Regions from separate parts of the Mus musculus genome. Here region 1 is linked to region 2. A link is a contact called in ENCODE Hi-C data. All regions are on one chromosome and are shown on one strand. The core of a region is the stretch at or near the end of the contact, and the rest is flanking DNA. Distances in the headings are between cores, read along the strand shown.

Region 1 (5,742 bases), core at 2,760-5,259, 7.4 Mb before region 2:
GCGGGTGCCTGCCAGTCCTGGAGAGGACACTCTCAGGTGCTGGAGGATGGAGAGGACGAGGGTTGTTCAGGGCAGTCAACTAGGAAGAAGACAGCATGCTATGGTAACCAAGGCAACAGCAGGGGAGTCGGGCATCTCACCTGGAGGGTTGTGATCCAGGACAGCATCACACACACTAATCTTAAGGATGAAGGCTCGAAGCAGCTGCTCCACATGAGACAGGAGGGAGTCTGAACTGGGAATGGGAAAGGAGGTTGCCCATCCTACCGTGCTCCTCCACCAACTCTGGCACCCAGTGCTCTCTCTGGGACAAACCCCTTTGGCGCTGGAGAGAGCCAGCTCAGTCCCACCCACCTGACAGAATGGAGGCAGGGTACAAAGAGGACACCAGGGTACCGCTCAAGCCTGCACACCTCCAGGACCCCGAGACAGGAAGAGAAAAAAAGGGTTTGACTGAGGCCACCTAGCCAGGGAGGAGCTGATTCCTGATTCTAGTGACCTTACCTTGGCACAGAGAACACATAGCTGAGTGGCTACAAGAGATGCCAAGGTAACCAGTCAACTTGGTCAGCATCCTGGGCTCTGCAACCACTGAGTGGTGCCAATCAGGTCAATTCTCTGGACCTTGGTCTCTCCATCTACACAGTGAGGCTAGGGACTAACATTCACCACTTCCTGGGATGTCCCAGGGGTCACCGTCACTTCTGTCCGACTCACAGAGTTCTGTGGCCAGAGTGTCTCTCGGATGTTAACAGTATATATTGCCATTTCAGGGTCTTTACTAAGGTAATGTGGCGCTGTTAGAGGCATCCCTGTGAGAGATGCAGCAACCAGGTGAGGGAGGGTGACAGCTTACTTGATGGACAGCAAGGGAGGCTGAGTGATCTCAAAGACAAACTTCTCCACTGGGCGGTGTTCCTTATCCAAAATCACCACCACCACCTTCTCCACATCGTTCTGCAAGCACAGGAACCCCCGCTCCAGAGCTATGCATAAGGCCCAGGGAGAGGTAGGGCAGGGCACTGGCTGAGGCTACCTAGGAGCCCAGCAATTGAGAAGTGCAAGCTGGCTCCCAGTTCTCGAATGGTACAGGCCAGGAAGAGATGTCTGGCTCCCATGGAGGTTCCCCAATTAGTCTCATACCAGGACAAGATAATAGGGAAACAAACAAACAAACAAAAACCCAAGGGGCCCAGCCCAGGAGGGATGGGACGGGCCATGTGGACATATGAAGAACCAGATCTTTCAGGGCAGGTCCCACATAGATCTGGCTCAACTGATACATCCCTGATGTGACCTACATACCCTGGGGCCTATTGCTAGCTGGGGGTGGCCTTCAGACTGAGGCTTCTGGCTGTTGAAAGACATGAGCACTTCAGCCCACAAGCAAGGAGGAGCAGATTGGGTGCAGAGTGTCCGTTAGGACCGGGGGCCCCCTCACCTTCTCCAGGAGAGGTTTGACGCAGTGGAGTGTGTCCTGGATGTACTGGTTCAGCTCCGGGTGACAGGACATCTGTATACAACCCCACAGGGCTGTTAAATTCCAAGGCACGAATAGGAGAAACAGCAATAACCCACACACATACATCTCTGGACAAAGAACAGCCATTCCTAGCTCTCCCTGCCTGAGGGATCTAACCTATCACTAACTTAACCTTGGAGAGATACTCAAAGACAGGCACTCTGTCAGGCCAAGTATGGTGGCACACACCTTTAATCTCAGCGCTCAGAAGGCAGAGGCAGGCGGATCTCTAAGTTGAAAGAGGCCAGCCTGGTCTACAGAGCTGGTGATATACAGAGAAACCCTATCTAAGGGAAGAAAAAAACAAAAAAAAAAACTGTGTAGCCACAGGCAAATGTCTTAACATCTCACACACAAGGTGCTTAGTAGCTCTTTGTTTTCAGTGCCTCTGACCCCCTTACAATGGGAAAGCGACTTGAGAAGAAGACAGCACATCTACTGTGTGTCCAAAGTTAAAACCGGGAGCCAGGCATGGTGGCCCACATCTTTATCCCCAGCATTTGGGAGGCAGGCAGATCTCGGAGTTTGAGGTTAGCCTGGTTTACATAGAGTTCAAGACAGTCAGAACCACACTGAGAAATCCTGTCTTGGAAAATAAAACCGAACGCAAGAAGCTTGGGCATGGGGGCTGGAGAGATGGCTCAGCAGTTAAGGGCACTGACTGCTATTTCAAAGGTCCTGTGTTCAATTCCCAGCAACCACATGGTGGCTCACAACCATCTGTAATGAGATCCGATAACCTCTTCTACAGTGTACTCATATAAATAAAATAAATCTTTAAAAAAAAAAAAAAAGAAGCTTGGGGCATGTTCTCCAGTAATCCTAGCACTTGGGATGTTGATGAAGGAGGATCAGGAGTTCAAGGCTAGCCCCAGCTTCCTAACAACTGTGAGCCCAGGCTAGCTACATGAGGTCTAGATTTCTTAAAATACAAAATAAGGCCGGGCAGTGGTGGTACACACCTTTAATCCCAGCACTTGGGAGGCAGAGGCAGGCGGATTTCTGAGTTGGAAGCCAGCCTGGTCTACAGAGTGAGTTCCAGGACAGCCAAGGCACCAAGGCTATACAGAGAAACCCTGTCTCGAAAAAACTAATAATAAATAATAATAATAATAATAATAATAATAATAATAATAATAAACAGAGGCTGGAGAGATAGCTCAGAAACTAAAAGCACTGGCCACCGGACCTTCAGAGTCAGATTCCCCCATCTTCCAAATGCCAAGGGTTCCCATGTGTTCTTCCTGCCTCAGTGAACACCCCCAACAAACAGACATAGACACACACACACACAATTAATATAGATCTTAAAAAGTAAAAAGCTAGGTATGGTGGCTCACACCTTTGTTTCCAGCACTAGAGAGACTGAGACAGGAGAATTTCTGTGAGTTTCGGGCTAGCCTGGCCTACATAGTGGAGACTCCACACCAGCCAAGACTAAACAAGGAGACAAATAATTAATCATAATATTCTTTTTGGTTTTTTCCCTTTTTTCTTTCTTTTTTTTTTTTTTTCTTTTTTTCTTTCGAGACAGGGTTTCTCTGTATAGCCCTGGCTGTCCTGGAACTCACTTTGTAGACCAGGCTGGCCTCGAACTCAGAAATCCACCTGCCTCTGCCTCTGCCTCCCAAGTGCTGGGATTAGCGACCACTGCCCGGCTAATAAATATTTTTTTAGAGTTTAGGGAGAATGAAAAGAGAAAGAAGGTGACAGACAATGGGAATCCTCTTTATCCAAACCTCAGAAACCCTTTAAAATGCAAGCTTGGAACAGCTCTCATCCAGAGAGCTAACCATCTAACCCAGAGAATTTATCTGAGTTCAGGGAGGGAAGGGCTGGGTGGTGAGAGACAGGAGGCTGTCCGCTATCAGCCTCTGTTGAGGAGTGAGGAAGCTTGCAAGTAGAATAAAGGTTTTTAAATCCAGCCGGGCACCGGGGCTCACCTGAACCGGCACGTTGTACTTCTTGCGCTTCTGGAAGATGCCCACCGGGTAGACCTCGCGCACATAGAGAATCAGGTGCACGGCCACCTCCAGGAACTCGGAGAGCACGTCAGCCACCACTGTGGTGGGGACACAGCTGATGAGCAGGACTCCAACCAGGATCGCACTCCCTCCACCCCCCGCAGGCTCAGATCCCTACCTTGGCCAAAGTTGAGGTCTTGGCGCGTGAGGGTGGTCATCCTTGGCCGCCTGGGGGAGGGCGTGGAGGGTGTCTGTAGGGACTCAAGGCAACCGACCCCGCACGCGGGAAACGCAGCCCGGTCGGGGGAAGCCCCGCCCCCTGAGCAGCCGGATCCCTCTCGGCGGAAATCCCGCCCTCTCTACGCTCCTCCCCGATTCGCCGGCTCCGGTTTCGACCTCAGGTTCCAATCTACGACCGGGCTATAGAAACCACCGTCTGAGACCCCTAACGCGCTACTCCAGAATCCCCTGGCCTCAGTAACCACCGCGGTGCTCCCGCGGTCCCAGCACAACCATAAGCCACGCCTACCCCGGAGCTGTCCAATCAGAACCTCGCCCTGTTGGGAGAGGCGGGGCAGGCTCGGGGGTGGAGCTTAGGGGCGGAGCCCCGCCTGAGCTACAGGAATCTCCAAGGAACGAGCTAAACCGCCTTTGGATTTCAGGTGGGAGCGATCAAGAGATTTCCATGGCCTCTGCGTATGATCGCTGTGTTTTCTCCTCCCGGACATTTCTCTTTAGTAGTTGCAAGTGAGAACCTGCTGCAAGCACAGCTGGGTACCAAGGGAGGGCAGCGACATCTGCTGCTAGTCCAGCGTCAACGTCCCCGGACTCTTAGCTTGCCCAACCGAAAGCGAATCCGCAGGCTTGGGGGCGGGGACAGGGAACGGTAAGAAGCAACCGAGACGCTCCACCCCGACCCGAAACTCAAGTAACATCGGGGCTTGACCTCCCTAGAGAACTAAGTGTCCCATGGTTTCTTCTCAATAGCTGACCTTTGGAAGCTGCAGCCAGTAGGCGCTGGGCTGGGTGTCTGGGAGTTGACTCAATAAATCTTCAGAATACGTGTGGGTTCCTGGCCGTCTTTTTTTTCTGCGGACGAGCCTAATGAGGACTTGTCTGTGTCGTGAGCAAGCGGAGGGGGCGGGCAGCAGTGCTGCTCCAGGGTCCTTCCTGTAGAGGTACGGACTCAATTCCAGAGGAGTCGAAAGGGCCTCAGATCATTTTAATAGTATGAAAATTATATCCATTATACGGAACCCTTTTATATTACAAACCCTGAATTCTATTTATTTAATGTGCGTAGGTGTTTTGTCTGCATCTATGTCTGGGCAGTATGTGACTGCTTGGTGCAGGTGAAAGCCAAAAGAGGGCGTCAGATCTCCTGAAACTATAGCTACAGATGATTGTGAACCACTATATAGGTGCTACAAATTGAAACCACCATTCACCACCCAGTACCCTACCTCTCACTTCCTCGGGAAGAGCAGCCAGTGGTCTTAACCACTAAGCCATCTCTCCACCTCCCCAAACTCTGATTTATATTAATTCCTTTATTAGCCCTAGGAGCTAAGTATTGCCTTCACAGCCCAACTTTATAGATGTACAATAGGCTCAGGAACGTTCCTTCTTTCACCAAAGCCTCACGGATGCAATATGTTCTGACGCTAGGTGAGAATTCAGCTTAACTCACACCCTTCTGTTTAACTGAAAGAAAATCTGAGGTTAGAGAAATGGTCTGGAGTTAGGGGTGACATGGCAGGCCTAGAAGCCAAGAGAATTTAAAGAAGTGGTTCAATGTGTGGGCTTCAACCCCTTTGGGGTCAAATGACTCTTTCCCAGGGGTGGCATATCAGATATTCTGCATATCAGATATTTACAATTCCTGACTGTTGTGAAATTGCAGTTATGAAGTAGCAATGAAAATAATTTTATGATTGGGAGTCACCACATGAGGAACTGTGTGGAAGGGTTGCAGCATTAGGAAGGTTGAGAACCACTGATTTAGACTCTGCCCTCCAAGGATGTAAGAGTTGTCTTGTCCTGTTTCTATAGGAAATGTTGCATTAAAGGTCATCCCTGCAATGTGGTATGACACCCACCCCCCACTCCCCGCACCAGAAGCTGTCAATTCCATATTCATATCCTTCTCATGGGAAGGGATAAGGAGCAGGCCAGAGGGAGGATTACCCTGGAATGTGAGCAAAGCGGGTCTCAAAATGCAGACCTACCACCAACATCTTCATCTCAGTCCCCAGG
Region 2 (5,853 bases), core at 3,266-5,765:
ATCCTACCAGGCTCAGCCCATGGCACTGGGCCCGCAGTAGGGCCAACACTTACTTGTGCACGGACACATACATTCACTCTACTCTTCAGGTCTGCACTTTGAAGGGGCCCCAGAAACATAGGGGAGAGGCCTCAAAACCAGCACAAGCCCAGGCCCAACAGCGCTGCGCTAGCAGGTTCTGAGGGGAGAGAAGCTGGGAGGTTCCCAAGCTCGACCTTCACCAACACCGAGATGTGGTCACTCCGATCCCAGAGCGCCACCAGGCCACGGGCTTGGGCAGGATGCAGGGTGCAGAATGCTGGTAGCCAATATCCACTGCCATCCCTGTGGCTCCTCAAACTCGCGATGGCTGATAGACAGGGACTCGAAAGTCCCACCCTTCGGAAAAAGAGACCTGTGGACAACCTTGCCTGGCTTCCCAAGAACACTAACTGCTACCCTGGCCCCAGCTTCTCCATCACAAACCCCATTCTCACAGCTCACCGTATCCACTGCGAGCACCTACACCCCGTTTGCTATTAACTCAACTGTTCACCCCTCTACAGCTTACTTACTCTCCCCTCCTTATGGAATACAAAGTTTTAATTAGTGCGATTCAACTCACTTTCAGTCAAGCCCCTGTCCAAACAAACCCCTCATCCACAGACTATCAACAACATATCCCATAAGCCTGCTGGCCTTAATGGGGGGAGAGGCCATCCCAGTGAACAAATGGGGGCTCAGTGCAAGAGCTTGTGCTTAGCCCTGGGTTCAGTCCCCAGCATCAAAAGGACGGAGGAATGGACAGGTGGAGGGAGGGAGGGAGGGGAAAAAGCAAGCAGAGGTCTTCCTGCTCTCCGGGGCTAACTCAGCCTGGACATGACTGCATCTGTCTGACAGCCTACACTTGTACCCCAACCAACAGTCCAGGTCGGGTGAACTCAACCTCACCTAGCTACCTCTCCAGGACAGGTCACCTGAATGTGACCTGAATGCAGATGAGTGGCCAAGGCAGAAAATGCACCAAGTGTCTCCAATCAGCAAACGGGGGCTTCCTGGCCACCGCAGTTTCTGACTTACCACCCAAGTACATACACTCCCTGAGTGAGGCCGAGAGTCCACCTTTAAACACATCCATTTAGGAGACTGATGCTCAGGGACTAGGAGAACCAGGGAGCAAGAGGCTGGCAACAACCATCCCTACCAACCCTCCTCCCACTGCACTAAGAACCAACACTATGTTGCAGGGTCCGTGAAACCCTAGCAACCCCGATTTAACACACAGAGCTGGATGCCTGCGCCTGAGCCTCAGGTCCTTGAATATCATAGGACAAGACTGAAGGCTCGTTTTCCACACATCGACTCTTAAGGACTACTGTTTGATTTTCCTAACCCACCTAACTCTAGCAGGACAACTCAACAGAACACATGGCTCATCTTCCCAAGCCCAAGACAACTTCAAGTTCAAGGTAAGGGAAAAGTGAAGGCAGGAGGCCCAGACACTGGCAGAGGAGCCTCCCTCAGGGGAGAGGCTGGTCTCTGCCGAGTTAAGTAGCTTTCTGAAATATCCAGGATAGTGGCCGACTGCAGAGACAGTCCTGTGTCTGCCTAGCAGAGGGAGACCACAGCCCTTAGGCCAGAGACACTGGGCAGTCTGCCAGCCTAGGCTGCAAGGCTGTGTTCTTGACCTTGAACCAAACTCAACCTGACCCTAACAGGGGCAGAAGCTGGAAGCACACACTTCCCAGGTGTAACAGCGAGAAAGTTAAGTCCCCAGAGGCCCCTGGGTTCACTTATCCAACCACCCCCTAACTGACCACTGAGGGGTCGGTTCTACAGTGATAGTCCCCCTAGCTTTAAGGGGATGGACACAAAGCCCTTTTTAAGCTCCGGTTCTACACAGATATGGGAAGTTAGCTGTACACACAGAACAAGCACAAACTACAGGGGACTGCCTCCTCTCAGACATGGCATCTCCTCATAGCACACAAGGTGCCAATTCTGATACAAGACCCTTGGAGATAGAGGCCTCTGAGCCCCTCCTCCACTCCACTCACGTGCATCCCTGAGAGGGTTAACAGCCTGCAGACCCTGGAACTCACCAGGCCCTGGCAGAAGTCTCAAAACCAGGACAAAGAGCGGAGGGGACTATTTAACATATCAAAGCAGAACTGGTAACTAGGATCTCCCGGCATCCCTCACAGTACCTGTTACCGGACACTCCAGGCAGATATACCCCCGCCCCTTACCCTAAACTTAATCCAGCCCACAGGCTAAGCTACCCTCTCCCCCTACCTACTCTTCTCTATATAACCCGACCATTTTGGTCCCCTCTTTTACTCGGGCGGCTCCTGCACCTGGTTCCTATCCTCACTCCCCCCAAGGGTCAGACTTCTCTGATGTCCCTGCCTGTGTCTCTGTTTAATCCACAATAAATGCCTTCCCTCTGCCACCCCTACGAGCAGTCATTGTCTTACTGATTTTTTTTTTCCTACTCACAAAATAATCCAACTCCACATGGCTTTCCTAAACTTCAGGACAACCCGATGCAGCAGAGAAAAGACCCTATCATGCCCAACTTCTTAGCCTTGTCCAAACCCACTAGGCAATAAATAGAGCAGCTTGTGAGTTACCCTTCCAATACTCTGGCTAAGACCGGTCTACCTGGCGAGCCTACCTCATGCAGGGCCCCTCTGCATGCCTAGCGGGAACCTTTCTTCTACTGCAAGATGGTTAGGACTCTTCTACCCCTCTTAGTGTGCCCTTGCCACCTTTTGCAGAACACCCTTGGGAACATGGGCAACACTCTCCCGAGGGTCAAGCTCCATCTCTTTCTTAGAGTTAACAGAGAACGTGATCTCCGGGACACAGAGGCGGAGGGGGTAGAGGGGTGTATCACCGAAAACTTGCTTTTACAAAGTTCTGGCGGAGACTCAAGCGGACCCTGGGCCCGGCTCTGCGGGGCTTCCTCTCCACCACCACCCCCGCCCCCGCGAAAGCTCAAGTTCCACGGCCCAGACCGGAGCCTCAGGGGAGCACCGACCCCACTGGCCCCCACGCCGCGAGGACCCGAGGCAGACAAAGCCCAGCGCCGCTCCGCGGGGGGTCGCGGGTGGGAGGGGAGCCCCGGGGTGGGGAGGGCCTCCGAGGAGCATGCGCGCTCACGGCCGCGCCGCGCGGGCCCCCACCATGCCCCGCGCGCACCGGCCGGGCCGACCGCGCCGGGCTAACACGGAGCATGCGCGCCGCGCGCCAGGCCCCGCCCCCCCGGGGCGCCCGAGCCGCAGCGGCGGGAACCTCAAAGCCCCGGCGCGAGCCGGCTGCTCCCCGCGGACTGCCCTCCCCCCTCGGGGGGAGGAAGAGACGCGGGGGTGGGGGGGAGGAGGGGGGTGGACGCACGGGGGGGAAGGAGGGACTGACAGCCCCCGCGTGGCCGCGCACACCCGGTCCCCCCCCTCCCCCGGCCCGGGACTGGCTCCCCGGAGTTCCCCCGCGCGGCGTGGGGGAGGGGCGGGGCGTGACCCCACGGCGCCCCTCCCCCCCAAAACCGCCAACCGCCCCCGCCCCACTCACGACGCGCTCCTTCGTGTGCTCGGGCTCCGTGATGATCGCGGCCGCGCCGGCCGCCTTGCCCGCCGTCGCCGGCCTGGCTGTGCGCTTGCCGCCGCCGGGGGCCCCGTCCAGCTCCGGGCCGTCCTCGTCGCCGCTGCTGCCGCCGCCGCTGCTGCTGCTGCAGCGCTCGGGCCGCTCGCGCTTCCTGCCCGCGGGGCCGCCGCGTCGCCGGGGCCCCGCGCGCGCCGTGCCGTTGCCCGAACTCGGCTCCTCCCAGGCCGCCCCCTTCTTCCTGGGCATGGTCGCCGGGCTGCGGGAGACACACGGGGCGCACAATGCACACGGGGCGGGCTGCGGGGCGGGGGAGGGGACGCGCGGCGCGGCGTGGGCCGCCCCACCTGCTGCTCCCTCGCCCCTCCCCACGCCGCGCGCCACGCGGGGACCCCCCCCTGTACCCCGGCCGGGCCCCAAGCACCTGCGAGCACGCGCGAAAAGAGGAACTTTCGTGGGGCCCCAGCCCGGCCCCCGCGGCCCGGCGCTCGCCCCGTCTGCTTTTTTTTTTTTTTTTTTTTTTTATTGATTTTGAACAATGGGATCTCTGTCTGTCTCCGATTAAACCACGTGGATCCGCCTTCCTTCCCCTTCTTATTCATTCCGTCCCCCAACCCCCCCTTCCCCAGCGTCTTTTTTTTTTTTTTTAACCTTTCTCGGGGGGGAAGGGGGAGGGAGAGGAGAAAAAAAAAGAGGAAAAAAAAAAAACTTTCCCAGACCCTGCAAACTGGTCCCAGACGGTTTCCAGCCCCTACCTGGTTGGAGTGATGAGAAACGAGGAGGGAAGCGACTGAAAGACGGGGTCGAAGGCTTCTTCTCTCCCCGGCCGGGACGAGGGCTCCAGCCCACTCACCAGATACACTTAAAATGTAAATACGAGCTTCCAGAACAAATGCTACAACACAAAACAGAAACACATGTGCGGCCGGGCGGCAAGCGAGCGCGCGCGCGGCGGGCGGCGAGGGGCCCCGGGTGCGCGCGCCCCCTACCGGCCGGAGGACCCCACCGCCCAGCCGGGCCGCCCACCCGAGCCTGCGTCCCGGACGCCCGGCGCCACGCCGCAGGCCCCGCTGGGCCCCGCCGCTTGCGCGCTCCGCACGCCCTTGCACGCAGCGCGGCCTGCGCGTCACAAGGCGTCTTCGGGGCTCGGGAGAGTGTCAGATTCTCTTGTTTTTTCCCCCTGAGCGTCTAGACAGGTCACCTGAGGACACTCGCTGGAAAATAGTTGCTTTGCTCACGCAGCAGCCAGCGAGGGACGTGCCCTAATTGAGTGATGGGAATGAAAAATGAACACAATTTGAGTAACTTTCTCCTGTGCAGACTCAGGGTAGATTTGATACGTCGTGGATGCGTCCAGAGTGTGCAGCCGGGTGCTGTTAGAATGATCAAGTTACATAAAGGTTTGGTGTAGTATGAAATTAGTAATTAGCTGGGGGACGTACTATGAAATTAGTAATTAGCATAGGTGGACTTGAAAGTACTTGTGATGGGAATTTTCTTCATTTTAAAAACGTATTTACCGCGCCTCAGTACAAGCAAGACTAGATGCAAAGGTGCTAGAAGCTTAGAATACAGACCTGGAGAACAAGATCTCTGCCCAGTTGGAAGGCGAAGTAAGAGGAAAGATTAAGAAATTACTGAAAGCATGGTACTTACCGGGTTCCAGGATCAAGGAAGGCGTTCCCTGGGAGAGCTGAGTTTTAAAATTGTAAAGAATCTGACCTGGCAGAAGTGGGAGAGGAAACCTTTCCCCTACCCCGTGGGACAGTGCAGGGTCTAGGAATCCGGGAAGAGAAGTGGCCAGAGGTGCTGGGGTCAAGGCTGAGGAGTCGACAGGGCCCCCCTCACAGGACCCGACAAGCCACGTGCACGATCGGCTTGGTTGGAACTAGGGGAAGGTTTGCATCTCAGTGTCACTTTCTCTTCTGACAAATGTTTTTCTTTGGGGTTTTGTTTCCGTCTCATGTAGCCCAGGCTGGCCTGAAACTGACCGTGTAGCCCAGGCTGACATTGAACCTGATCCTCCTACTTCTCTCTCTCTCTCTCGAGCGCCCGAGTTAACACTGAAAGTTTCTTTTTTGGCAACTTCCTTGGTTGACTAGAGAGAGTTTCTAGGGTCTTTGCAGTTCGTTCTTAATTACATCAAGAAGCGGGATGGGGGCGGGGGGAGGGTGCACAGGACCAAACGTTTGAAGGCAGGCGGAGAATCCTGGAGAACCAAATCTAAGTTATTTGATCAAAGTCACCAGCCTGGGTGGAAGCACTTATGTA

The links. Hi-C counts contacts between places; a loop is a spot of excess contacts on that map.
Region 1: a map of T-helper 1 cell shows a loop between it and region 2 (8-fold over the local background). The contact joins the promoter of Mad2l2 here to the promoter of Rcc2 in region 2. A Hi-C loop is called at or near these places in 2 of 37 maps with a recorded cell type or tissue (T-helper 1 cell and T-helper 2 cell).

The regions. Positions count from the first base shown.
Region 1 is chr4:148,138,757-148,144,498 of GRCm38, reverse strand. It overlaps Mad2l2 (MAD2 mitotic arrest deficient-like 2), which reads right to left and starts at 4,009. Exons shown (of 8, transcript NM_027985.3): 1 at 3,665-4,009; 2 at 3,466-3,584; 3 at 1,442-1,513; 4 at 857-957; 5 at 141-235. The coding sequence starts at 3,704.
Region 2 is chr4:140,700,135-140,705,987 of GRCm38, reverse strand. Rcc2 (regulator of chromosome condensation 2) reads right to left here and starts at 4,515. Exons shown (of 13, transcript NM_173867.5): 1 at 4,338-4,515; 2 at 3,553-3,841. The coding sequence starts at 3,831.